Linked DNA regions of Homo sapiens: all the other regions are linked to region 1. The links are chromatin contacts, found by Hi-C or POLR2A ChIA-PET in ENCODE. All regions are on one chromosome and are shown on one strand. Each heading gives the region's core, a stretch centred on a gene start or an enhancer-like site at or near the end of the contact. The rest is flanking DNA. Distances are from core to core; before and after follow the strand shown.

Region 1 (5,556 bases), core at 1,342-3,841:
AGGTGGGAGGATCACTTGAGCCCGGGAGGTCGAGGCTTCAGGGAGCCATGATCATACCATTGCACTCCAGCCTGGGCAACAGAGTGAGACCCTGTCTCGGAAAAAACAAAAAAACAGTAATGGAATATGGGCCAGGTATGTTGATTTGAACTGGAGTTTTACTGCTTCCCAGCAGTGTGACATTGAGCAAGTGTGGTAACCTCTACGAGCCAAATGGAGCTGGCATCAGCTGCCTCACCAAACAGGATTTACGGGAAAGGCTGGCGTGGAGCTGGGGCCCTGGGAGGCAGGTAGTTAGAATCCGTTTAAAGATTTTGCCTCAATTGCCTCCAGCTGCTGCTGTGCTTACAAGGCACACAAGTGCTCCCCCTCTGATCCCTCAGCAGGCAAAGACCAGACTCTGGAACACACCTACAGTGCTGCCTCTGGCCAGGCCTCTGAGATATGAGTCCAACATGCAGAGAAAGGGGCAAGTCCTTGGTGGGGGGAGGGGGACAGCAATTTCATTACCGCCATTTCAGAGGTGGCAGTATGGGTGGCTGACATACGTAAGTCTGATTGTTTGGACCAGAAGGATCTTCAGGGGTCCAGTCTTCCAGTTTACAGGTGTGGACATTGAGATCCAGGCACCTGATAATACCAGGTTGGCAGGAAAGTCAAATGCCAGAGGCTTCCATGGTCTCTACTTGTGTTTGGAGCAACAGAATTCTGAACAGAGTCAAAGGGATAAGGGGTCTTTCTGGCACAAGCTGGCCCAAGACCAGGCCTTTGACAGAGGCCTCAGACTCTGGGGGGCCCAAAAGCAGCCCTCCCTTGGGCTCAGCCTTCTGGATCCCATGGCCAGAGTAGTAGTTCTGCCGGCTAGGACTTGGTGAGGGGAGCTTTGAAGTCACTAGTTGAAGGTCACCTTCCTGGTCCAGCTCCACCTGGCAATGTTGACTGTGAGGTAGTGGAGGGGAGGGCTGAGAACACAGAAGAGAAAGGTTGCTCCTATTTGGAGTGAATTAGCGTGACTGGGAAAGCAGAGAAGGGAAAGAGGTCAGGTTTTTCCAAATAAAACCCAGCCCTCAGCTGGTGTCTTAGTTTAAGAAAACAGATGAAGAGAGAAACTTTGTTTGTGGCAGAATCAATTACAACTGTCTTTTGTGGCCAGGTGCAGTGGCTCACACCTGTAATCCCAGTGCTTTGCGAGGCCGAGGCGGGAGGATCATTTAAGCTTAGGAGCTGGAGACCAGCCTGGGCAACATAGTGAGATCCCCCCATCTCTATTTTTAATTAAAACAAACAAACAAACCCATCTTTTATATGCAAACAGGCAAAAATGGAACTGTTTCTACTGTGGCTGTTTGACTACTCTAGGGTCTCAGAAAACAACACCCCAAAATGCAGGCCTCAGGAGCAGCTCTCTCTGACCCTCTCCCTCCCTCCTGTCTTTGGCCCCTCACTCTCCTCCGAGGCCAGCCATAGAAACTGGAATCCTTCTTCCTCAAGGCAGGTCATAGAAACCAGAGCCCTTCTCCCCCAAAGCCAGACATCGAACCCAAAAATATTACTCTTTCTCCCACACATTTCTGGGTAAAAACTGGCCATAAATTATCTGACCTACCTTGTTTGCTTGCAGGTCCTAAGACCCCTCCATCCCAGAGAGAGTCCTGCCCCGTACTCAGAAGGAAGGAATGCTGCAGAGAAAGGTCAAGAAGAATCTACACGGACAGGACTTGCTGGGTTTCCCCACTCAGGTTATTGGCCTTCTGGTCCAATCATATTTCTTTTTTCGTGGTTTTTTTTTTTTTTTTTTGAGACGGAGTCTCACTCTGTTGCCCAGGCTGGAGTGCAGTGGCATGATCTCAGCTCACTGCAATCTCTGCCTCTCAGGTTCAAGTGATTCTCCCGCCTCAGCCTCCTGAGTAGCTGGGATTACAGGCGCGCGCCACCATGCCCGATCAATTTTTGTATTTTTAGTAGAGACAGGGGTTTCATTATGTTAGCCAGCCTGGTCTCGAACTCCTGACTTCAAGTGATCCGCCTGCCTCGACCTCCCAAAAGTTCTAGGATTACAGACGTGAGCCACCGCGCCCGGCCCAAAGTGAGATTTCAACTCTCTCTACACCAGCTGGACCTGACAGCGGACTCGCGGAGGCGCAGACGCCGCCGGCGGTCTTAGCTCAAGAATGAAGCAGCCGCACTGGGCTAATGCGCCTTTGGGTTCAGCCCGGCAGGCGAGGGAAGCAAGAGTTCGCTCAGATTGGCTTTTGGGTTTAAGCTAAAGCGTCAGAAACTGACATCCAGGTTTACATGGGGCATCCTGGAGAGGGTCAGCCTCGCAAGCGGCTCTGCTAATCCCCCAGCCCTGATCCCGCTCGCGGGTCCCGGTGGGTCTCACGCCTGTAGCTCCTGCGGAGCTGGGCTTTCAGCGGCGCCCAGAGAAGCACCAGCCGGGCCTGGCCGCCGGGTCCCGGCTCCCGCGGGACGCTGGAGGCGTCGGCGGCCCTGGCCCCGCCTCCTCCCCGGCAAGGCCCAATGGGGCGGCAGGCCCGGCAGCCCCGCCCCGGTGGTGCCCGCGCGGCCAGCGCCCGCCAGGCCCAGCGTTAGCCCGCGGCCAGGCAGCCGGGAGGAGCGGCGCGCGCTCGGACCTCTCCCGCCCTGCTCGTTCGCTCTCCAGCTTGGGATGGCCGGCTACCTGCGGGTCGTGCGCTCGCTCTGCAGAGCCTCAGGCTCGCGGCCGGCCTGGGCGCCGGCGGCCCTGACAGCCCCCACCTCGCAAGAGCAGCCGCGGCGCCACTGTGAGTGCCGCGCGGAGGGTCCAGGCAGGCGCGCGCCCCCAGCTGCGACGTGGCGGCTTCCCAGGCTGGGGCCGGGAAGCACGTCCCGCCAGCCCGCAGCCCGGGGACGGCGGGGTCAGGCGCACAAAGGGCCGCGGGGCAGCTTCGCTCCGCGCTCCCCCGCCCGGCGCTTCCCGGCCGTGCCAGGCGCTGGGGTGGGGACTTGAGGGACGGTGGCAACTGGTGGCCCGGGCGACGGCCAGCTCTGCGCGGGCGGGGGCTCGGGGCTGCCGCGCGCCCCTAGGTATTTCGGGAGGGGGTCCTGAGAGTGTCCCGGACCCGAAGGGTGGCCTGCCCGCCCTGCGCCCCTGGAACGAGACGAGCACCCGTGGGGGGCTGGAGCACCCCGCGCGCTCCCCTGGCGAGAGGGAGGGTCGTGGCTCGGCCCCTGCTCAGACAAAGGCTGGGAGGCGGGAGACATGCACTTCCCCTTCCTTTTCAGCCAGGCGCGCGCTGATACCAGGCCCACGTCAGCTATTTTTGGAGCCTTTTACACGACAGCTGGAGGAGCGTCCTTTTTAATTTTCCCCTTTTGTTTGGCCGCCCCCACCCCCACCCCTTCGCCTTCATCGCTGCACTTGAGGCTCCATCCTGGGGCCTCTCCTTGACTTGACCTGCCTTGGCAGGCACATGCCCTCCCTGCCTGGCTCACTCGCCGCAGAGACCTGGCAGCCCGCGCAAAATGTCACTTTGCGGAATCGTTCCCACGGCTTCTGGGTACCCTTAGTTCCCTGCTTAGGAGGGAAGACAGTAGTCGGGTCGTAATAAGCAAGACTTAGCCCGAGCCTCCGTTGCCAACGCAGGCTGCCTTGCTTGGCGTGTGGGCATCGGCCTGCCCCCTCACCCTGGCTACCCAACACAGCTACAAAAGGCAGGGAACAATGTAGGTCCCTTGGCCCTGCCTAATGCCTGTTGCCATGGAAACCCCTATCCTAATCTGGCCAGGAGCCCCTTGCAGTGAGCCAGGAGAGTGAGGAAGAGGGGATGGGGCCCGCTGGCCCTGACCTGGCCAGAGGAGGTAATGGTTAACCGGATTGTGGGAGCAGCTGACTAGAGCCGGGGGGGTAGGGAGGCTTGGGCCCCAGTCCTACCTTCCCTGCCAAGGAGAAAGGGGCATGTCTGCTTTTGTACCTCTGGGAATCTACCTCAGGGATCTGCCCAACAACTCCCAGGTTCCAAGTGCCCCAGGACCCAAAGATTCCCATATAGCACACCACCTTCAGCAAAAATATGGTGGAAGTTAGCCACATTCTTTAATTCTCCCTTTTTTTCTGCCTTGATGGTAAAAAAAAAAAAAAGAAACAAACAACCCGAAAAACACACACAAACAGGAACACAAAGCGCCTTTTAAGGGTCCTGAATTTGGATACAGAAAAAGCAGTCAGTTGCAGGCCCTTCTAGAAGTCCCCATGTGGGTTGGTTATGAATGGGGAAATTGCTTGGTGTTGGAGTTGGACATCAGACTCTACAGTTGCGACTCTGCCAGCTTGTTACCTGGCAACGCAGCTGGAGACAGAATACTTGGCATTCCCCTTGATGACAAGGAAAGAATATTTTGGGGCTAAAAGAGCCCCGTGTCTTTGCTGCCTGGTAATTCCTGCACGCATCTTTTCCTATTTTGCAACGCCATAGGCTTCCAGCGACTGCTGGTGATGTTTCTGGTAAGTTAGAGCTTGGGGCAGTGCGGACCAGTTCTGTGAACGGCTCAGTGGCAGAATTACTTATCTAGCCTTCCTTCACTCCTAACCCAGAAACTTCTTAATTCTTGCCCCTTAAGTGTGCAGATCTTTCTGCCACGTCAGATAAGGCCCTAGCTGCCCTGCCAGAGCTGATTGGGGTGGTTGTGTTTAGGCCTAGTAGGTACTGAGGAAAAGCCTCTTTGGAATGGCTGAGGCCTGCTCCCACATCTTCTGTGTGAAGTTGAGGGCCCTTGGGCTGGTTCCATTCAGGGTATGAGGTGCTGGAAACTGCTCTCAGATTACTGGAAGCCAGGGTCTGTGGCCTTCCCTGGGGTTTATACTCTGTAAACCCATGTTAAAAATACCAGCAGATTGCAAATATTAGTACACTGTAGGTTGTAAGCTTCTTCAGGGCATGGGGCCTATTGCTGGAGAGAGATGCCACCCGTGTACATCTGGTGCAGGCTGCTGGTAAGAACTCACTGGCCCCTGTGTGGCAATGCATACCAGATGGGTGAGAGGGGAGGAAACACATTCAGTGAAACAGAAGGTGAGGGCAGGGCAGCCCTGACCACAGATGGAGTTGACTTCAACTTGACCTTTATTTATGTCTTTGACAAAAGTAGTATACTCCTACTTTGTGCCAGACACCATGCCGGGTGCTGGGGATAGAGCTGGGAATAAAACCAGCAGAGACTCTTTCAAAACCCTTAGGAGCTCAAATTCTGATGTGGGAGGGGGCAGACAGTAAGCAAGATAGATGTTGACTAGTATGATATATGGGTACAAGAGCTAAGGAAGGCCAGGCACTGTGGCTTACACCTGTAATCCCAGAATTTTGGGGGGCTGAGGTGGGAGGATTGCTTGAGGCTGGGAGCTCCAGACCAGCCTGGGCAATATAGTGAGACCCCATCTCTACAAAAATAAAAAATAAAATTAGCCAGGCACGATGGTGCATGTCTGTGGTCTTAGCTACTCAGGAGGATCATTTGAGCCCAGGAGGTCAAGGCTGCAGTGAGGTACAATTGTGCCACTGCACTCTAGCCTGGGTGACA
Region 2 (6,367 bases), core at 2,542-5,041, 530 kb after region 1:
GTTTCAAATTTGGGGATCTGTAAATGTCCACTAGACTATAAGCTCCAAGAGGGCAGGGACCACATCTATTTGATTCCTTAGCATACCTGGCAGGTATGGAACAAATATGTATTGAATAAATCTAAGGCATAAAGTTGAAAATGTGTCAGAGGTCTCTTATCCTCCATTCTGTCCTATATCTTTGCAAATATGATATCCTGTTTTATGCGCTTGGATCCCTCTGCCTCCAATGTAAGTGCAGGTTCTGTTTCTCCCAGTTCTACTTCCCAGACTGCACGCTCCCCAAGGCAGGACCTGGATTTTCTCTTCCTCCCTTCTCCCTGCTCCTGGACAGAGCACTCCCCAAGGACACAGCCCAAACCTTCCTTTTGCCCAGCATGGCTGGGCAGGTTTTTGAATAGAAAATGATAGATCTTCAGCAGAAGAAAATTCCAGAAAAACTTGAGTATCTGATGGGCATTTTCTTAGGGGATACAGCCGATGTAAGAAGGGAAGCCTCAGAGATGACCCATCCCCTCAGTCGACGGTACATCAGACCTGGAAGGGATCTTTAAAAAGATCCAGTCAACCCACTTATTTCAATGCTATTCAAAAAAAAAAAGAGAGAGAGAGATTAAAGAGAAAAAAAGAGAGACAAAGAATCTCCAAGATCCATCAAGCCCCATCTAACTTATTTCTAGCCAGTATTTAACATAATAAAATTCCAGAAGAAAGTCTTTGATGTGATATCAATTGTTTCCAGCTGAGCAATGTGTTGTATACTGTGTCTAAGGCTTGACTGGCTGCCTTAAATTTTAATATATCTAGGATTTCATTTTCCCCATCAAATGTTTACCATCCCCTTAAACACTTTTTGTCCCTTCCTTTTCTTGACAAACCACTGCTGCCTTATTTTGCATTTGCCACGCCTTTTTTGGGCTTCGCATGTGAAAGCACTTTGAAAATTTTAACATACCATATTATTATTTAAATGCTTGCTCATTTTCCATCTGTAATCTTGCAATTTAACTCACTCCTGGGTTAGTGACATGTATTTCCATTAAGTGGAATCACATCTTTCACTTGGTTAAACCACATTCCAAAGCCTTCCCATTAATTAATTAGAACAAAATCCACATTTTTGACCTTGGCCCTACAGATCGGCCTCTCCTGCTTTCTGACTTTCTCTCACACTGCTCCCCTTGCCTACTAGGTCTCAGCACTCCTTGCCTTTTTGTTTCTGAAACAAACTAAGTTCATTTCCAGCTGAAATCCTTACACCTGCTTGTCTCCTCACCTGGAATGTTCTTTACCTACCTTTGAGTTCCTCCTCCTTCACCATTCAATTCTCTGCTCAAAAAGGCCTTCCCTGCCAGGCACGGTGGCTCATGCCTGTAATCCTAGCACTTTGGGAGGCTGAGGTTGGCGGACTGCCTGAGCTCAGGAGTTTGAGACCAGGGTGGGTAGCATGGTGAAACTCCGTCTCTACTAAAAATACAAAAAAATTAGCCAGGCCTGGTGGCGCCCGCTTATAATCCCAGCTACTTGGGAGGCTGAGGCAGGAGAATTGCTTGAACCCAGGAGGTGAAGGTTGCAGTGAGCCGAGATCACGCCACTGCACTCCAGCCTGGGTGACAAAGCGAGACTCTGTCTCAAAAAAAAAAAAAAAAAAAAAAAAAAAGGCCTTCCCTCACTACCACTCTGTATACAATAACCACCTTCTACTCCCATCCTCTCACCCCATTTTATTTTCTCCAGAGCATGATTTGAAATTGTCACTTGCTTATCTGTTTAATCTGTTCCCTGCTTTGGTTACCATGTCCCCAGCAGCTCAAACAGTGTGGTAGGCACTCAGATGTTACTGGCTTCTCAATGAACATTTGTTGACTAAATGAAGTGCAATGAGAAGGATGAAGGCAAAAGTATATACTTATCCTAGCACTTAACAGGAGCAGGGGGCCTCACCGCCTCAGCAAAAATCCAAATTAGCCATTTAAGACTTTAAGTTTGCAAGAATGTACGCAAGAATGTACTCATTTAGTCAGCCAATACTGACTGAACACCTACAACGTTTAATACACATCTGGGTGGCTGGGCGTGGTGGCTCACACCTATAATCCTGGCACTTCGGGAGGCCAAGGCAGGCGGATTGCCTGAGGCCAGAGTTTGAGACCAGCCTGGGCAGCATGGAACCTGGTCTCCACTGAAAATACAAAAAAATTAGCCAGGCATGGTGGCGTGGGCCTGTAGTCTCAGCTACTTGGGAGGCTGAGGCATGAGAATCGCTTGAACCCGGAGGGGTGGAGGTTGCAGTGAGCCACTGCATTCCAGCCTGGGCGACATACACTGTCTCAAAAAATAATAATAAATAAATATATATATGTATATAAATAAATGTGTATATATATGTGTGTGTGTGTATATATATATATATATATATATATATATATATATATATACACACACACATACACACACACCCCTGGGTATTGTGTTAAAACCTGCTGCTTGCCTCTGAGGTATTTTTAGACTAGATGGAGGGTGAGAGATGTGCATAATCAAAACATATGGAGAAATGGTTAAGTGCCACACAAAATGTGTATGGCAATTCAGACGCTGGACTGAGCAGTTGTCACTGGGAGAAGAAGCCTTAAAGGGTAAGTGAAGTTAAGACTGGCCTGGAAGAGTGAGAACTGGCATTCCAGGCAGATTGAACAACACACATAACACAAAACAAGCAGTCCAGACCTGTTGATTTTCTGGACTGGACTTCAATATGCTAGAGTAGATGTAGTGTGTAGGAAAATCAAGTCTGGGAAGGCAGGTAGGGCCCAAATTGTGAGGGGTCTTAAACAGTAGGTAGTGAGGAACTACCCATTTTGTTGTGAAAACTGTTCCTATTTATTTGTTTCCTTCCGAAGGGACGCATAGTCATATTAGTCTCATTCGGGGTCTGTGGCTGTTCTAAGGACGCTGCCAAGTTCTGGTTAGCAAGGAAAGCACCGTGCACGCCATCTGAGACGACAGTAACCTTCCTTACCTTAGACCATTCGGTGGTATCCACCCAGTAGAAGGTGATTTTTCGGGCGACCATGACTTCCCGGACTCTCTTGGGCAACAACTTCTCCATCACCTGCTTAGGGGTGGGCGGCAGGCGCTGGGCCTGGGCCTCGCACCCAGACACGAACTGCAGCAGCTCCCTCTGCGAGTGCGGACAGGGGGCCAGGAGGAAGACGGCGTTCACCAAGCCCCCGAGCGCGGCCTCGGCCTCCTTGGCCTCGCTCTCCACGTCCAGCAGTCTCCTCCCGCTGCTCCGCAGGATCGGCTTCGTGGGCGACGTGATCTCGGGCCGGTCCCACTGGTAGTCTAGCAGCGTCTCCATCAGGGCGCCGTGCGTGTGGGTGGCCCTGGGCGCCGGGCCGGGCAGGTGGGCGCGATCCTCGAGCCTGGCCTCCAGCTCCTCCTCAAAGTCCTCCCACGAGCGGGACCCCAGCTCGCGGAAGTCAGACACGCGGGACGGCCGGCTCCGCGCCCCCTGCGAGTCAAAGAACTTGAAGGCCCAGTGGACCCTGGCCAGGCCGAATCGGCAACTCAGATAGGTGAGGAGGCGCAGGGCGGCCCGCCGGACCCGGCTGTGGCGGGCGGCGCCGCCCGCGGTGTCCAGCAGCAGCATTACTTTGTGACAGCATGCCATATCGGCCGTGCCGCCGCCCCGGGGCCCCGGTCCGGGCCCGCGCCACCGTCCCTTAGTCCCTTCCTTCAGGGAAACAGCACCACTCACTGCTTTCCTTTGGGACCCTGGTCGAAAGGCTCCCGCGCTCTCCAGGAACTGCTGCTATTGGGGGAGCTAGTTTCCAAGGTTTGCTCCTATTGGCTGCTTGCCTTACGTAAGTTACGAGAGCAACTTCCATTTTTGGCGGTGATTGGAGGGGCAGTGGAGAAAACTTCAGTCTGATTGGTGGAGGGAGTGACGGTGGGCGGGTCTCTGTGGTCCGAGAGAAGCTTAGCATTCATTGGCCTGGGCCTTCGTTTTAAATTTTAAAGAGGTGGTGCCTCGGGGGCGTGTCGAGAAGTTTCGCCATTGGAAAGAGGCCAGCGTTTGTGCGCAGTCGTGAGTGCGGACTGCGGGGCCACGTTTCCCAAGACCGAGGAAAACTTAGTGCCGGGAGGGAATTTGGGATGGTTTGAATCGAACTTGTTGAAATCCCTGTGGACCGCCTAGGAAGTAGAATCTGACGACTACGGCTTTTTCTGTAATTTAAAAAATTTTATTAAAAATTAAAGGTTCACTCCCTTTGCCCCAGTAACTTCTAGGAGTTTATCTGCAGAAGGTAATCGGAGAGCCAGATAAAAGACGTCTGTACATCTTAGAGTTTATTTAACATCAGAAAAAATGGAAACAGTTTGGGAATGGTTAAATAAGGTATGGTACACGCCCAAGGGGAGCATCGTGCAGCTCCTTTTTTTTTTTTTTTTTTTTTTTTTTTTTTTTTGAAACGGAGTCTCGCTCTGTCTCCTAGGCTGGAGTGCATTGACACGATCTTGGCTCACTGCAACCTCCACCTCCCGGGTTCAAGCGATCCTCCTGCCTCAGCCTCCTGAATAGGACTACAGGCGCACGCCACCACCCCAGACTAATTTTTGTATTTTTAGTAAAGACGGAGTTTCACCATGTTGGCCAGGCTGGTCTCAAACTCCTGACCTTGTGATCCACCCGACTTGGCCTCCCAAAGTGCTGGGATTACAGGCGTGAGCCACCAAGCCCGGCCTAGTGCAGCTTCTTAAAATAGTGTTTTATTATGTAATGTTAGGTTTTAAAAGTGGACTGCAAGCAGCACCTGCAGTGAATTCCCTAAATTTTCTATCTACATGTATATATAGATAGAAATCACATGTAGATTTGCATTACAGATAGAAATTATATATCGCTATATAGATAGAATACATAGAATTATATATAGATAGGCCGGGCACGGTGGCTCACGCCTGTAATCCCAGCACTTTGGGAGGCCGAGGCGGGCGAATCACCAGGTCAGGAGATCGAGACCATCCTGGCTAACACAGTGAAACCCTGTCTCTACTAAAAAAAAAAAAACAAAACAAAAAAAAAAGGAATTATATATAGATAGATAATCATAGATAGAAGTTATATATAGATAGAAATGCATTTATATGCATATTTTTAAACTGTTAATATAATATTGTGTACCGGAAGTTGTCTGTGATGGTCTCTCCATGTGATTTTTTTTGAAACTTTTTTACACTTCCTCTTGCTGGACACCAGTGAACAGGCTGATTTCAGAGATGTGAGATGTGCCTCTAGGATCAGTGGAATATGGTATTTGGAAAGAAGAAGGGGACAAAAAATGAAGGTCGGTTACCTGAATATGTGTTTAGGGAGATTGATCCAATACTCCACACCATTGAATTCTGCTTGCTAAGTAATTCTGTTTCCACCTGGAAACAGAACAACTTCCTTTATATGCTTTGGCTACAACTTCCTTTATGTGCCTTGGCTTCTCCAATCAAAGTCCTCAGCAATTACTGCCTCATGTACAACAATTTTCTCTTTTGGTTGAGTTTTCTAGGGCTGCCTGCCATAACAAAGGATCAAACCCAAAAATTGCCTCACAGTTCTGAAGGCTTGATGTCCAAAATCAAAGTGTTGGCATGCACTTGCTCCCCTCCAGCCCCCATGGCTCTAGGGGAGAATCATCCTTTGACTCTTCTAGTTTCTGATGTTTGCTGGCAATTCTTGGTGTTCTTCCTGTGTGTCTTCCCGTCATCTTCCCTCTGTGCATGGCTGTCTCTGTGTCCAAACTTCCCTTTTATAAGGACACCAGTCATGTTGGATTAGGGCCCACCCTAATGACTTTATTTTAACTTGCTTACTTCTACAAGACCCTATTTTCAAATAAGATCACATTCTGGGGGATGCTGGGGGATAGGAGGACCTTAACATATCTTTTTTTTTTTTTTTTTTGAGATGGAGTCTCGCTCTGTCGTCCAGGCTGGAGTGCGGTGGCGCGATCTTGGCTCACTGCAAGCTCCACCTCCTGGGTTCCCGCCATTCTCCTGCCTCAGCCTCCCAAGTAGCTGGGACTACAGGCGCCAGCCACCACACCCGACTATTTTTTTTTTTTTGTATTTTTAGTAGAGACAGGGTTTCACCATGTTAGCCAGGATGGTCTCGATCTCCTGACCTCGTGATCCACCTGCCTCGGCCTCCCAAAGTGCTAGGATTACAGAAGTGAGCCACTGCACCCAGCCAGGACCTCAACATATCTTTTTGGGAGGACACAGCTCAGCTCATAACACCTTTCATCCTTATGCCAGTCATTCATTTCACTCATCCAACAACACTTACTATATACCAGGCACCATTCCT
Region 3 (5,702 bases), core at 1,822-4,321, 860 kb after region 1:
TGCCTGTAATCCCAGCACTTTGGGAGGCTGAGGAGGGCAGATCACGAAGTCAGGAGATCGAGACCATTTTGGCTAACACGGTGAAACCCCCGTCTCTACCAAAAATACAAAAAAAAATTAGCTGGGCGTGGTGGCGGGCGCCTATAGTCCCAGCTACTCGGGAGGCTGAGGCAGGAGAATGGCGTGAACCCGGGAGGAGGAGCTTGCAGTGAGCGGAGATCACGCCACTGCACTCCAGCCTGGGCGACAGAGCGAGGCTCTGTCTCAAAAAAAAAAAAAAAAAAAAGAAAGGAAGAAAGAAAGAAAGAAAAGCTGAGAAGTTAACAAGGTAAAAGATGTAACTGTGTTCTTAAATGTCAAGGTTTCGCAGCAGAGGAAAGCTTGAACTGGAACTTAGAGATTAAATATAGGTAGTCCAGACAACCAGGTTGTATACATTATGGAGAAGGGTATCATGAACAAAGGCATTCATACGGGAAATGAGAAATTTCTTTGGGGGAAAATGAGTAAAATGGCTGAGGTAGAATCCAAGTAGGAAAATAGTGAGTAGGAAGTCTGGAAAGATAGGCTGGAAGTAAACAGGTTAAGGAATTTAGATTCTATTTCGTAAATTACTGAGAACCATTAAAAAATTTGAGCAAAAGACAATCTCACAAGATTGCAAGTGTTTGAGGAAACAGAACCTAGCATCTTTGTGCAGATTAAAGTGGGGAGAAGGTAAGAAGAAACAGCAAATGCTAAGAGACCATTTGGAAGTTATTTTAGTGGAAATGATAAAGACCTGTACTAGGGTGGTGACTGGAGAACAGAAAAGATGGGATGAAATGGAGGCACATGAAGCAGATAGAATTCAGTGAGTAGCTATGAAAATAGAAGGGGGAAGTACAGCCTAGTAGAAAGAAAATCTGTTCCTCCTCTTCTTCCTCCTGTGTTTCCCGTCTCCATAAATGGTACCATCATCCACTCAGCTGCTCAGACCAGAAACCTAGGTAACATTCTTAACAACTTTGCCTTCATCCTTCACCACATCCATTACCAAGTCCTGTCAATGTTACCTACTAAATATCTCCCAAATCTGTCTACTTTTCTCCATCTCCACTACTGACACATTACCCCAAGCCACCACCATCTCTCACCTGAACTACTGCAATCGTTTCCTAACTTGTTCCCTTCTACGCAGCAACTAAAGTGATGTTTTTGAAACACAAACCTGATTATGTGACTTATCTTCCCTCCATGCCATCCTCATCTTAAAGCTCTTCAGTGGCTTCCATTGCTTTATCAGTCCAAAACCCTTAAGTAAGGATAAAATAAGTCCTGCAAGTTCTGACCCATGCCTACCTCCCTTTCATCACTCTGCTCCAGCCATGCAGAATTGCTTCCAGTCCTTCAAATCTCCAAGTTCTTTCTGCCACAGGCCCTTCCACATGTTTCCATCTGGAACTTAAATAAATATTCCTGCTTCCATCCACTGCCCCCCAATCTTTTATTACTAATTCCTACAAATCCTTCAGATCTTAGCTCAATCCACATCTCCTCAAAAGCTCAGTCTAGGCCAGGCGCAGTAGCTCACGCCTGTAATCTCAGCACTTTGGGAGGCCAAGGCGGGCGGATCACTAGGTCAAGACATCCAGACCTTCCTGGCCAAGATGGTGAAACCCCGTCTCTACTAAAAATACAAAAAAAAAAAAAAAAAAAAAAAAAAAAAAAAAAAATAGCTGGGCGTGACGGCACGCACCTGTAGTCCCAGCTACTTGTGAGGCTGAGGCAGGAGAATCACTTGAACTCAGGAGGCGGAGGTTGCAGTGAGCCGAGATCGCGCCACTGCACTCCAGCCTGGCAACAGAGGGAGACTCTGTCTCAAAAAAAAAAGAAAAGAAAAGAAAAGAAAAGCTCAGTATAGGTTGTTAAACGTTCCCCTAGTACATCCTCTCATGGCACCAGTAAACTCTCTTACATACTGTCACCAATTTTTAATATTACATGTGTAATTATCAGATTAACAAATGTTATCTCCCACTAGACTATAAGTCCCCTAAGGACACGGGCCGTAGCTGGTTTTGTTTATCATTGTATCTCCAGCACTTAGCACAGTACCTAGCTCAAACTAGGTAACAAATGTTTGTTGAACAAATTATTGAACCCCTATAATAGGGAAAACACTGAACCCAGCACTTTACATTCATTAACATGACTCCCACAACACCACCTACTAGGTAGGTGTAATATTAGCCCCATTTTAGATGAACAACTTTTGGGATTCAGAGATTAGGGAATTTCCCCCAAGATTAGAAGGCTACCAAGTGGCAGAGAGAGAAGTGAAACCCGAGTCTGTCCAGCTCCGGACTCCAAGATCCCATGCTTTGAACTACCGGATGCAAACAGGACACACCAACCTAAAAAGGTGTCCAGCCAGAAGGGGCAGGCGGCTTCGGAGGGGGATACGTTTAAATCAACCTAGGCACATTTGCTAAAATCATCCTAAAACCAGAGGTAAGACCAGAGGCGGGTGGCTGTGAATTCCCTGAACGCGAAGTAGATTCCTTGCCAAGAGACGCTGGGGAGCATCAGAGATCTGAAGCCAAGATCCGAGAATGGCAGAGCCCCGCCGGCGGGAAACGCCGCGGCCTTCCCTTCCGGGTTCTTCAGTTAACAAGCCGTGAGCGCAAATACAAAAACTATAACACGAAGCAGCTGGTGATGGAGACCGCGACCGGACAACAAATGCAAAGCAAGGTTAAGGGAAATTTCTCAGAAGTAAGAGCTCACCCTCGGCCAAGGGGGAAGAATTTAACAGAAGGGGCTCCGACTGAGGCACACCCCTAGGAGGGAACCGCGAAAGCTGAGGCAGGCGGCGGGAGACAGCGGAGCGCGCCTACTTTCCACGCCAGAGAAAATACCAGAACGCCAAGTCAGGACAGGAGCCTCCTTTCCCCCACAGAACCGCTCCCTCCCAGGGGCCCAGTCCCACAGCCCGAGCACCTCGCGAGCCGCTCTGCAGTCACCTCGGCCTCACCTCCGCCACAAACTTCCAAAAAGCCCGCTCAACCCAACGCCGCCACACTTCCGTTACCCGTAACAACAAGATCCGCCCCCGCGGCTCACTTCCGCCGTCCGGGTACCTGCGGGCGGGGTGTACCATGAAGACTGAAGGGGTGCCGGGAAGCGTGCGGGAGCGTCCCAGCTCACAGTCGGAGGGGGGCGCTGCCTGTCCGAACTCGCGCTAGGGACCGCCGATGAGCACGCGCGGTGGGACCTGAGCGTGCCCAGCGCGGTGTCCCGACAGGTTCAGCTTCCCTCCTGTCCTGTTGAGGGAGTAGTCAGTGCGGGAGGGGACTCACAATTGGTGGCCCCGCAGGTCTTGGCACTGGAAAAGCCTGGAAGGCAGAGGCGGATTTCATACTCCACCTTGTGCCAAGGGACGGTAACCCCTCAGATGTAAGCCCCCTGTGGCTAGGGGTCTTAATGGACTTTTGGGAGTTGTGGTTTTTGTTTGTTCTCTGTTTTGTTTTGTTTTGCGCTCCCCTTGCGTAACCCCAGCGTTTATTGCATAGCCTGGCAAAAGCAGCGAATATTTGTTAAATGAACAACTGACAGTGGGGCGAAGACCGACAGAGGGTGGGCCGAGATTCTATTTTGGGTTGAGGGAGCACCTTGCGCAAAGGGTCTGAGAGCAACGAGCAAGCAACAGAGCCCCTGGCCAGTTCAGAAGGCGAAGGTGCTCGGTGGGAGTGGGAAGGCAGGGGTTTCTAACTCCTTTTCATATTGGGGGCAGTGGGGAACCGCTGAAGGGGAAGGACATGACTGTGTTCGCATTGTAGACTGCTGTCTCGGGCAGGTGAGGACCGCAGAAACTGTTGAAAAGAGATGAGCCAGGTGGGGCGGACCGAAGGCAGGACCCCCCTTAGAAGACTGTAAGTTGTCCCAAAGATAGGTGGTGGTGGCCCAACCTTGGCAATGGGGACAGAAAGGAGTGGACCGCATGTGAAAGAGATTAGGAGGTAGAGATTTAGGAAGCCCAAATATCCGGATTTGAGGGGGTGTGGGCGTTGTTGAGGAATGTTCAGGCTTGAGCGACTGGGGTTGGGGGGCGGGGAGTTAATCCTGCAGTTGACTAACACAGGGAGCACAGGAAAAGGATGATGGGGTGATGATGAGCCCTTCAGAGTTGGACGCACCAAATTTGAGGTGCCTGTGGGATGGCAAGTGAAGGAATGCTAAGATCAGGGAGCATTTCAGTCTGGAACCTGACTCGACTCCCAGCCCTCGGGGGTAGAACGGGTCTACATGGCCAGTTATTGAAGAAACAGAGCTATTGGAGGAGAATGGTTCCTCTCAGCTGTCTAGACCTGCTCCTTGCTTGTGACCCTTCAGCATTTTTTTCCTTCTACATTTCTGTCCCAATACTGAGCTGTGATGTTTAACTAAAACACGGCAGCTTGAGGTAGAAGATGATTCCTGAAAGGAATCCTTTACCTTGCCAAGGAAGTAGATGACTTTGCCTCATCTCCCCACAAAATCTCCCAGGCTGCTTCTGGGATTCAGCCATGAATCTGTGGGTCTGGGTAGCTAGAACAAGCTCATTAGCCTCTCCGAGCCTCCACTGGCGCATCCCAGACGTACTTACTGAATTGCCTGTGTGTCTACCCACTGGCATTGATGCCTCAGGGTTCTTGTCTCCTCTTGTTGCACGAATGCATCATCTGTGTTTTCCATTTGCATTAATAAGTGTTACATATGCAAAAGAAGAGAAGAACAGATTCATTCAGATTAACAACAACGGTTTTTCACCCTGGTGCAGGCTTCCTTAACTAAGGAGCAAATCTTATCCGTCTGGTTCACTGACTAGACACTATACACTGAGAAGCTAGTGATACACTGATTCTAGAAAATACATCCAGTTAAAAACAGGTTTACAGTAATGGAACTAAATGTTCTTCAGACCTTGTCAATAGTACTTGTTTATCTTAACAACATTATAGCTACTAATATTTACAGGAGTCCAGAGAAAAAGTACAAATGGAAGCCCCTTACCATTCCCAACTCAGTCCTACAGTGTGAGGTCTCAGGCTTCCTATGCCTGCATGTGGACACCCAGCCTGAAGATCCACACCATGAGTCCCCCACAAAGCTGCCCTGTAGCCACCCTTTGGGTCTAGGGCTGTACATACTAGCAGGTCCACTCTAGGAAGGGTGGACCTAGGAAAAGGCCTATCTGGGCCCTGGAAGCAAATTTGAGGATGGTTAAGTAGGTACCTAGAGCATGATCTAAAGGAAGGTGGGTGGGCACATCCTCTGGACTCTGGGCAGAGGAAGACCAATAAGGCCCCCACCCCGCCCAAGAGCTCCAGTTGCTTGGGATTAAGGGCAGTGCTGCTTGAGAGAATGATCAAGGTAACACATATAAAGAGCCAAACTTAGAAGCACATGAAAGTGTTATTTCCTTCCAGCAAATAACTTTTGAAAAGTATTGAAAGCAGGATCTCAGAGAGATATTTGTATATCTGTGTTCACAGTAGTACTATTTACAATAATCAAAAGGTAGAAATAACACAAATGTCCCTCACTGTATGAATGGATAAAATGTGGGACATACGACTGGGTGCGGTGGCTCACACCTGTAATCCCAACACTTTGGGAGGCCGAGGCGGGCAGATCACGGGTCAGCAGATTGAGACCATCCTAGCCAACATGGTGAGACC
Region 4 (5,672 bases), core at 3,173-5,672, 770 kb after region 1:
TTGGTGGAGTGTCCTGATTGGCTCAACTTAGTTAATAAGCCTTGTCCCTAACTCCCTGAGCCAGGAGCCTTGGTCAGGAGCTAAGGAGGGACAAAATGGGATGGGGACAAGAATGACAGACGTCTGTCTCTGTGTGCCAGACATACAGATGACAGGGCACAGTTTCTTCCCATCAGGAAGCTTCCCAATCCTGAAAAAATTATTTGCATTTCAATCAATTTCTTTTTGACCTGTTCGTAAACTGTGTGGAGTTGATGGAACCAATTATTCCCCCCGAAATATGAAGCATGTTTTGAAAACAGTCTATGGCTATCATCCTGAATTCCACACATAGGTCACAAGGTCACATTCTCATTTTTTTCTTTTTATAAGTTTTATTTATTTTTAATTTTTTTTAGAGATGAAGGTCTTGCTATATTGCCCAGGCTAGACTGGAACTGCTGGGCTCAAGTGATCCTCCCATCTCAGCCTCCTGAGTAGCTGGGAATACAGGTACATACTGCCACACCCAGCCAGTTTTAAAAAAAATTCTTTATCTTTTTTAGAAATGGGGGTCTTGCTGTGTTGGCCAGGTTGGTCTTGAACTCCTGCCTCAAGCTATTTTCCTGCCTTGGCCTCCCAAAGTGCTGGGATTGCAGGCATTAGCCACCATGCTTCACACTTCTTACTTCACACTTCTTACTGGAGTCTATCTTCTCTCATCTGTAAAATGAATAATAACAGCACCTACTTTATGGGGTCATTGAAATGATTAAATAAAATGGTGCTCTAAAGCGTTCAGCCTGGTTCATTTGCAAGTGGTAGCTGTTGATAAAGGAAGAGTGGTGATATTTTCTGTCTGTGGCAGAAATTGCTGGAGTTGGGCTTGGCAAACCTGAGAGAAGACCATGAAAGTCACCAGGAAGTAAGCACACGAGAGGGACTCTGGAGGAGCAGGCTGTCACCTGAGGGCCCCTTACTTAGTCAGCAGCAGTGATGTAGGAGGCCACATCAGTGTGCACGTGCAGCGCCTGGCACACAGTTGTGCAGTAGGGATCCTCTGCTAGCATCATAAAGCCAGTATTTGCCGTGTAGTGCAGTTGCTGAGATCCTGGTTTCCATGAATTCAAATCCCAGCTCTACCAATGACCAGCTATAGGGCTTTAGGCAAGCTGCTTCGCCTCTCTGTGCCTTAGTTTCCTCATGGGTGAAAGGGGATAACGGTACCTCTATCCAAGGGTCGATGTGAGGATTCACTTAAGTGACATATGTGAGCCCTTAGAACAGCACCTGGCAGCTAGCAAGTGCCGGTTATTACCAAGCTCCAGGCAGGTCCTGGAATTGAGCTCAAAATAAGACACAAGGTCAGTCCCTATGGGCATTTACAGCAGTGGAAGGGGGAGATTTTTAAAAAATCATCATTAGTTACAACTGAGGTACATGCTTTGAAAGTACAGGGTGTTCTGGCCCAGCGCAGTGACTCAAGCCTGTAATCCCAGAACTCTGGGAGGCCAAGGCGGGTGGATCACTTGAGGCCAGGAGTTCCAGACCAGCCTGGCCAACATGGTGAAACCAGTCTCTACTAAAAATACAAAAATTAGATCCACATGGTGGCACACACCTGTAATCCCAGCTACTCCGGAGGCTGAGGCACGAGAATCGCTTGAACCTGGGAGGTGGAGGCTGCAGTGAGCTGAGATCACGCCTCTGCACTCCAGCCTGGGCACAGAGCAAGACTCTGTCTCAGAAGAAGAAGAAGAAAAAAAGTACGGAGTGTTTTGATGAGGACAGGGGTCCTAATGAACTTTGCCTCTTGCTCTGTGGGGGGAGAGGTCCAGGGAATTGTGGGAAAATGTAACTGTTTCTCAGGAACCACTATCAAGGACAGACTTTTCTAGAAGGACGTGGGGGAGTTCCTAGAAAAGGAGGCAGGGGAAGTGGAGGAGCTGGGTTCAGAAAGGCCTGGAAACAGGGTGTAGCCTGGCAGGAAGGGTGCAGGCCTCCAGGTACCCTCCCTCAGCAGGAATCAGTATCAACCGTTTTTGTCCTTGTTGAAGATTCTAATTCCAGGACCAGGGCACTAGGCTAGTCTCAAGTAGTCTATGGGAGGAGCAGGCATCTTGATGGACATCTCCTGAGACTGAATCTCAGGAGAGGCCAATCAGGCCCAGCAACAGCAGCCCCTGTGGACAGTTGGGCCAGGGGTTCTTAGCTTTTTTGTGTCATAGACACCTTCTTAGAATAGTGTGTTTCTTTCTTTCTTTTTTTTCTTTTTTTTGTTGTTGTTGTTGTTTTGGTGGGGAGTGGGGAGATGGAGTCTCACTCTGCTGCCCAGACTGGAGTGCCATGGTGCAATCTCGGCTCACTGCAGACTCTGCCCCCCGGGTTCAAGAGGTTCTCCTCCCTCAACCTCCCAAGTAGCTGGGATTACAGGCGTGCACCACCATGCCGGGCTAAGTTTTGTATTTTTTTGGTAGAGATGGGGTTTCGCCATGTTGGCCAGACTGGTCTTCAACTCCTGAGCTCAGGCAATCCATCCACCTCAGCCTCCCAAAGTGCTGGGATTACAGGCGTGAGCCACTGAACCTGGCCTAGAGTAGTGTTTCTGTTTTTAATTTTTTTCTGTGAAATATGTTTTATTAATTTTTATTTCAATAGGGGTACAGGCAGTTTTTGGTTATATGGAAGAATAGTGTTTTTAAGCACATAAAACATGAAGGATTACAAAGGACACCAAAGGTATTCAAATATTAGGACAAATAGGTAAACTTATTAACTAACAGGATCTAGTGGCAGTCTAGTAACCCCTGTTATTTTGAAGTACAGATAAGTGCAAACAAATTTTGAAAAATGTGCAGCACTTGTAATGCGTTATGAAAATATCTGTGGTTGCTGGAGGGGACAAAGTCACAGGCACTGTTAATACCACTGTGGCTGACAGCCTATGCTCATAATTGGAGGAAATGCCAAGTATCAGTAGGCGGTTAGAAGAAACAAGATGAAAATGTTTTCCCCATTCAGGGACTCCCTGATTTAAGCTGAGAGCCTCTCCTTCCAGTATTTTGTAAAAGTCAACAGTTATGTGAAAAAAAAAAAAAAAACAGATGAATTTCTGATTGATTGTATTTTTTTGGCAAAACAAAAAAATCACAAACATTAAAACATTGTGTATATTAAGTACATCTAGAAAAGTGTATGCAAAATATTTCATATTTAAATAGAAGGGACCAGGGCTCAATGCTGCTTGGCCCGGGGCTTCTCTCTACCTCTCCACGTGGCGGGAGCAGGTGAGGGTCGGCATCAGCCCGCAGGGCCGGCGGAGGATTGTTTCCCTGCACCCCACTCCTTAAAAACGCGAAAGTCAACTTCTGTAGTCCGTTCACGGTGTCCTGGGATCCACGCTGGACGGTGGCGGCCGACTTTCAGCTTGACCTGAATTTTATTCCTAATCAGCTGTGTGATCTCGGTTGGTCCCAAACGTCTCTGAGCCTCCCTTTCATCTGTGCAGCTGGGCCTCCAGACCCCAACCCCCAGGCGGTGCTTAATCACGTAGACCTTATTCTGCGTGCACTTTACCACAGTTCACCAACCACCGAGCGCTGAGAGCTGTTGAAGCACCTGGAGCAACACAAGACGGATGCGGAGACTGGAAACAGCTGGGGAAGGGGACAAGCTCCAGCCGCGCTGTGGGCCGGAGGCTAGCATCTGCGGGCAAATTCAGGTTCAACGGAAGGCAACATTTTTACCCCTCAGAATTGCTCTGGACGAGGAGGCAGCACCGGATGGGCGAGGGAGGGAGCCTCGCTTTGGCTGCGAGCCCCAACTCTTGCCAACCATCAATTGAGTATAAATTGAGATTTCTGTACAGGATGCCCCTCCCTCTCCACTTTCCTCCACCTGCGTCGGGGTGCGAGAGACCTGGTACATTTTAGAAATGTGCCTCCGCTGAGACACGTAGGCGGGCAATCTCGCAGGGACTTGCTGGGCGTGGTTACTTCCGCGGATCTTGGCGTTCCCACATCTTTGAAGTGCGGTGGGAATCGGCGGCGACTACGTTCACATTGTCCCAATACTTCGTTCCTGAGGGAGGAATAAACTAAAAGTTAATCATAACCTCCCTTCGACCGCGGCAGGACTCGAACCTGCAATCTTCTGATCCGAAGTCAGACGCCTTATCCATTAGGCCACGCGGCCCGTCGGTTGTTACCGTCTCTTGAGCAACTTATAAAAACGTCACCTCCGCCCACCAGCTAGCTCGGGACCAATCCACCTGCTCCTTGAGAAGGGGAGGTTGGCCTTTGGTTCGCGCGTTCCGCAGGGAGAGCCCACCCAGAAGTCCCCCTTCTCCCCCCGCGGGCGGACCGCTCCATTGGCGGCCCTCCTATTGGTCGCGCTGGGAGTCTCCCGCTTGCCTCTCGGGTAGCCGCGGGACCTAGCTGGGTGCAGACGGGAAGTTGCGGCTGCCAGCGAAGCGGACCGGCCGGGTGGAGGCCACACGCTACCCCGAGGCTGCGTAGGCCGCGCGAAGGGGGACGCCGTGCCGTGGGCCTGGGGTCGGGGGAGCAGCAGACCGGGAAGCACCGTGAGGACCGAGGTTTCCGGCGGGGTCGGCGGCGGGGAGGCCGGGTCGCTGAGCGACGGCGCGGCCCCTCCCTCTCCAGTCAGGGAGCGAGGCCCGGAGCAGGGCGGCGGCTAGTCCCAGGGCGCACCGCGGCGCCTCTGCCGGGCGCAGGCGGGCGGCGGGGCGCACGGGGGTGGCCGCCGACTCCTCCTGCAGGACGCTCTCGGCCGGGTGGGCCGTGGTCCGGGTGTGGGTGTGGGTCCCGGGGGACGGCGGCCCACCCTGCGGGTTCGAATCCGGGCGCTGGCACCTCTCGACGCTAGGCCCGCGCCGGTCGCGGTAATGGCAGCCACCATTTGCCGAGCGCTTGCCAAGAGCAGGGCCGCACGACATAGGCGCCCTGTGTCCCCCAGACAGCAGCCCGGTGTGACAGGCAGAATCCGTAATCCCATTTTACAGAATAGGATATCAGGGCCTAAGGAGCTTTGCCCAAGGTCACACAGCTCGAGAGAGCCAGAAGCGGGGTTCAAAACCGCGTCGCCCTACTCCAGATACTGCTCTCTTACTCGCTGCCCTCGGCTTCCCCACGTGGGTTCACTGACGAAGTTGCGTGGACCCCGGTTCCCCCAGGAGGGGTATTGACGTTTCCCAAGTTTTGAGGCTTAACGGAAAATGCAACTGAAGCGCCTGGCACAGTGTTGGGGACGCAGTAAATGCTCAAGGAATGATGATTATGGATACACCTATTACATATATGGTAAAATAACGCTTTATATCATCTGTCTCCTTTAGGATTTGGGGTGGAAGGCAGGCATGGTCAAACCCATTTCACTGACAGGAGAGCAGAGACAGGACGTGTCTCTCTCCACGTCTTCCAGCCAGTAAAAGAAGCCAAGCTGGAGCCCAAAGCCAGGTGTTCTGACTCCCAGCGTGGGGGTCCCTGCACCAACCATGAGCCGCCTGCTCTGGAGGAAGGTGGCCGGCGCCACCGTCGGGCCAGGGCCGGTTCCAGCTCCGGGGCGCTGGGTCTCCAGCTCCGTCCCCGCGTCCGACCCCAGCGACGGGCAGCGGCGGCGGCAGCAGCAGCAGCAGCAGCAGCAGCAGCAGCAACAGCAGCCTCAGCAGCCGCAAG

The links. Hi-C counts contacts between places; a loop is a spot of excess contacts on that map. ChIA-PET counts read pairs that join two places held with the same protein, here RNA polymerase II (POLR2A). Pooled maps may share reads with other maps.
Region 2: a loop to region 1 is called in a map of CD8-positive, alpha-beta T cell, with 5 times the contacts of the local background. The contact joins the promoter of TICRR here to the promoter of IDH2 in region 1. A Hi-C loop is called at or near these places in 2 of 168 maps with a recorded cell type or tissue (CD8-positive, alpha-beta T cell and naive thymus-derived CD4-positive, alpha-beta T cell), 4 of 37 single-sample maps with no recorded cell type and 13 of 50 pooled maps. POLR2A ChIA-PET finds 5 or more read pairs at or near these places in 1 of 52 experiments (activated naive CD4-positive, alpha-beta T cell).
Region 3: a pooled map shows a loop between it and region 1 (4-fold over the local background). The contact joins the promoter of FANCI here to the promoter of IDH2 in region 1. A Hi-C loop is called at or near these places in 8 of 50 pooled maps. POLR2A ChIA-PET finds 5 or more read pairs at or near these places in 2 of 52 experiments (BJ and activated CD4-positive, alpha-beta T cell).
Region 4: a loop to region 1 is called in a map of naive thymus-derived CD4-positive, alpha-beta T cell, with 10 times the contacts of the local background. The contact joins the promoter of POLG here to the promoter of IDH2 in region 1. A Hi-C loop is called at or near these places in 1 of 168 maps with a recorded cell type or tissue (naive thymus-derived CD4-positive, alpha-beta T cell), 2 of 37 single-sample maps with no recorded cell type and 11 of 50 pooled maps. POLR2A ChIA-PET finds 5 or more read pairs at or near these places in 1 of 52 experiments (OCI-LY7).

Annotation. Positions count from the first base shown.
Region 1 is chr15:90,099,503-90,105,058 of GRCh38, reverse strand. It overlaps IDH2 (isocitrate dehydrogenase (NADP(+)) 2), which reads left to right and starts at 2,591. Exons shown (of 11, transcript NM_002168.4): 1 at 2,591-2,783. The coding sequence starts at 2,669. IDH2-DT (IDH2 divergent transcript) reads right to left here and starts at 2,927. Exons shown (of 3, transcript NR_149130.1): 1 at 2,681-2,927; 2 at 1,607-1,679. RefSeq lists silencers at 2,381-2,840, 3,161-3,230, 3,721-3,810, 3,871-3,920 and enhancers at 2,455-3,309, 3,310-4,165.
Region 2 is chr15:89,572,893-89,579,259 of GRCh38, reverse strand. It overlaps TICRR (TOPBP1 interacting checkpoint and replication regulator), which reads right to left and starts at 3,791. Exons shown (of 22, transcript NM_152259.4): 1 at 3,020-3,791. The coding sequence starts at 3,673. RefSeq lists an enhancer at 2,864-3,392 and a silencer at 3,514-3,803.
Region 3 is chr15:89,241,348-89,247,049 of GRCh38, reverse strand. FANCI (FA complementation group I) reads right to left here and starts at 3,071. Exons shown (of 38, transcript NM_001113378.2): 1 at 3,017-3,071. RefSeq lists an enhancer at 2,489-2,868.
Region 4 is chr15:89,333,574-89,339,245 of GRCh38, reverse strand. POLG (DNA polymerase gamma, catalytic subunit) reads left to right here and starts at 4,422. Exons shown (of 23, transcript NM_002693.3): 1 at 4,422-4,573; 2 at 5,333-5,672. The coding sequence starts at 5,492. POLGARF (POLG alternative reading frame) reads left to right here and starts at 5,437. Exons shown (of 2, transcript NM_001430120.1): 1 at 5,437-5,672. The coding sequence starts at 5,437. It overlaps POLG-DT (POLG divergent transcript), which reads right to left and starts at 4,759. Exons shown (of 2, transcript NR_186332.1): 1 at 4,392-4,759; 2 at 3,085-4,059. It overlaps TRR-TCG1-1 (tRNA-Arg (anticodon TCG) 1-1), which reads right to left and starts at 4,173; the gene lies at 4,101-4,173. RefSeq lists silencers at 2,237-2,406, 4,364-4,963 and enhancers at 3,214-3,263, 3,604-3,673, 3,684-3,783, 4,653-5,154.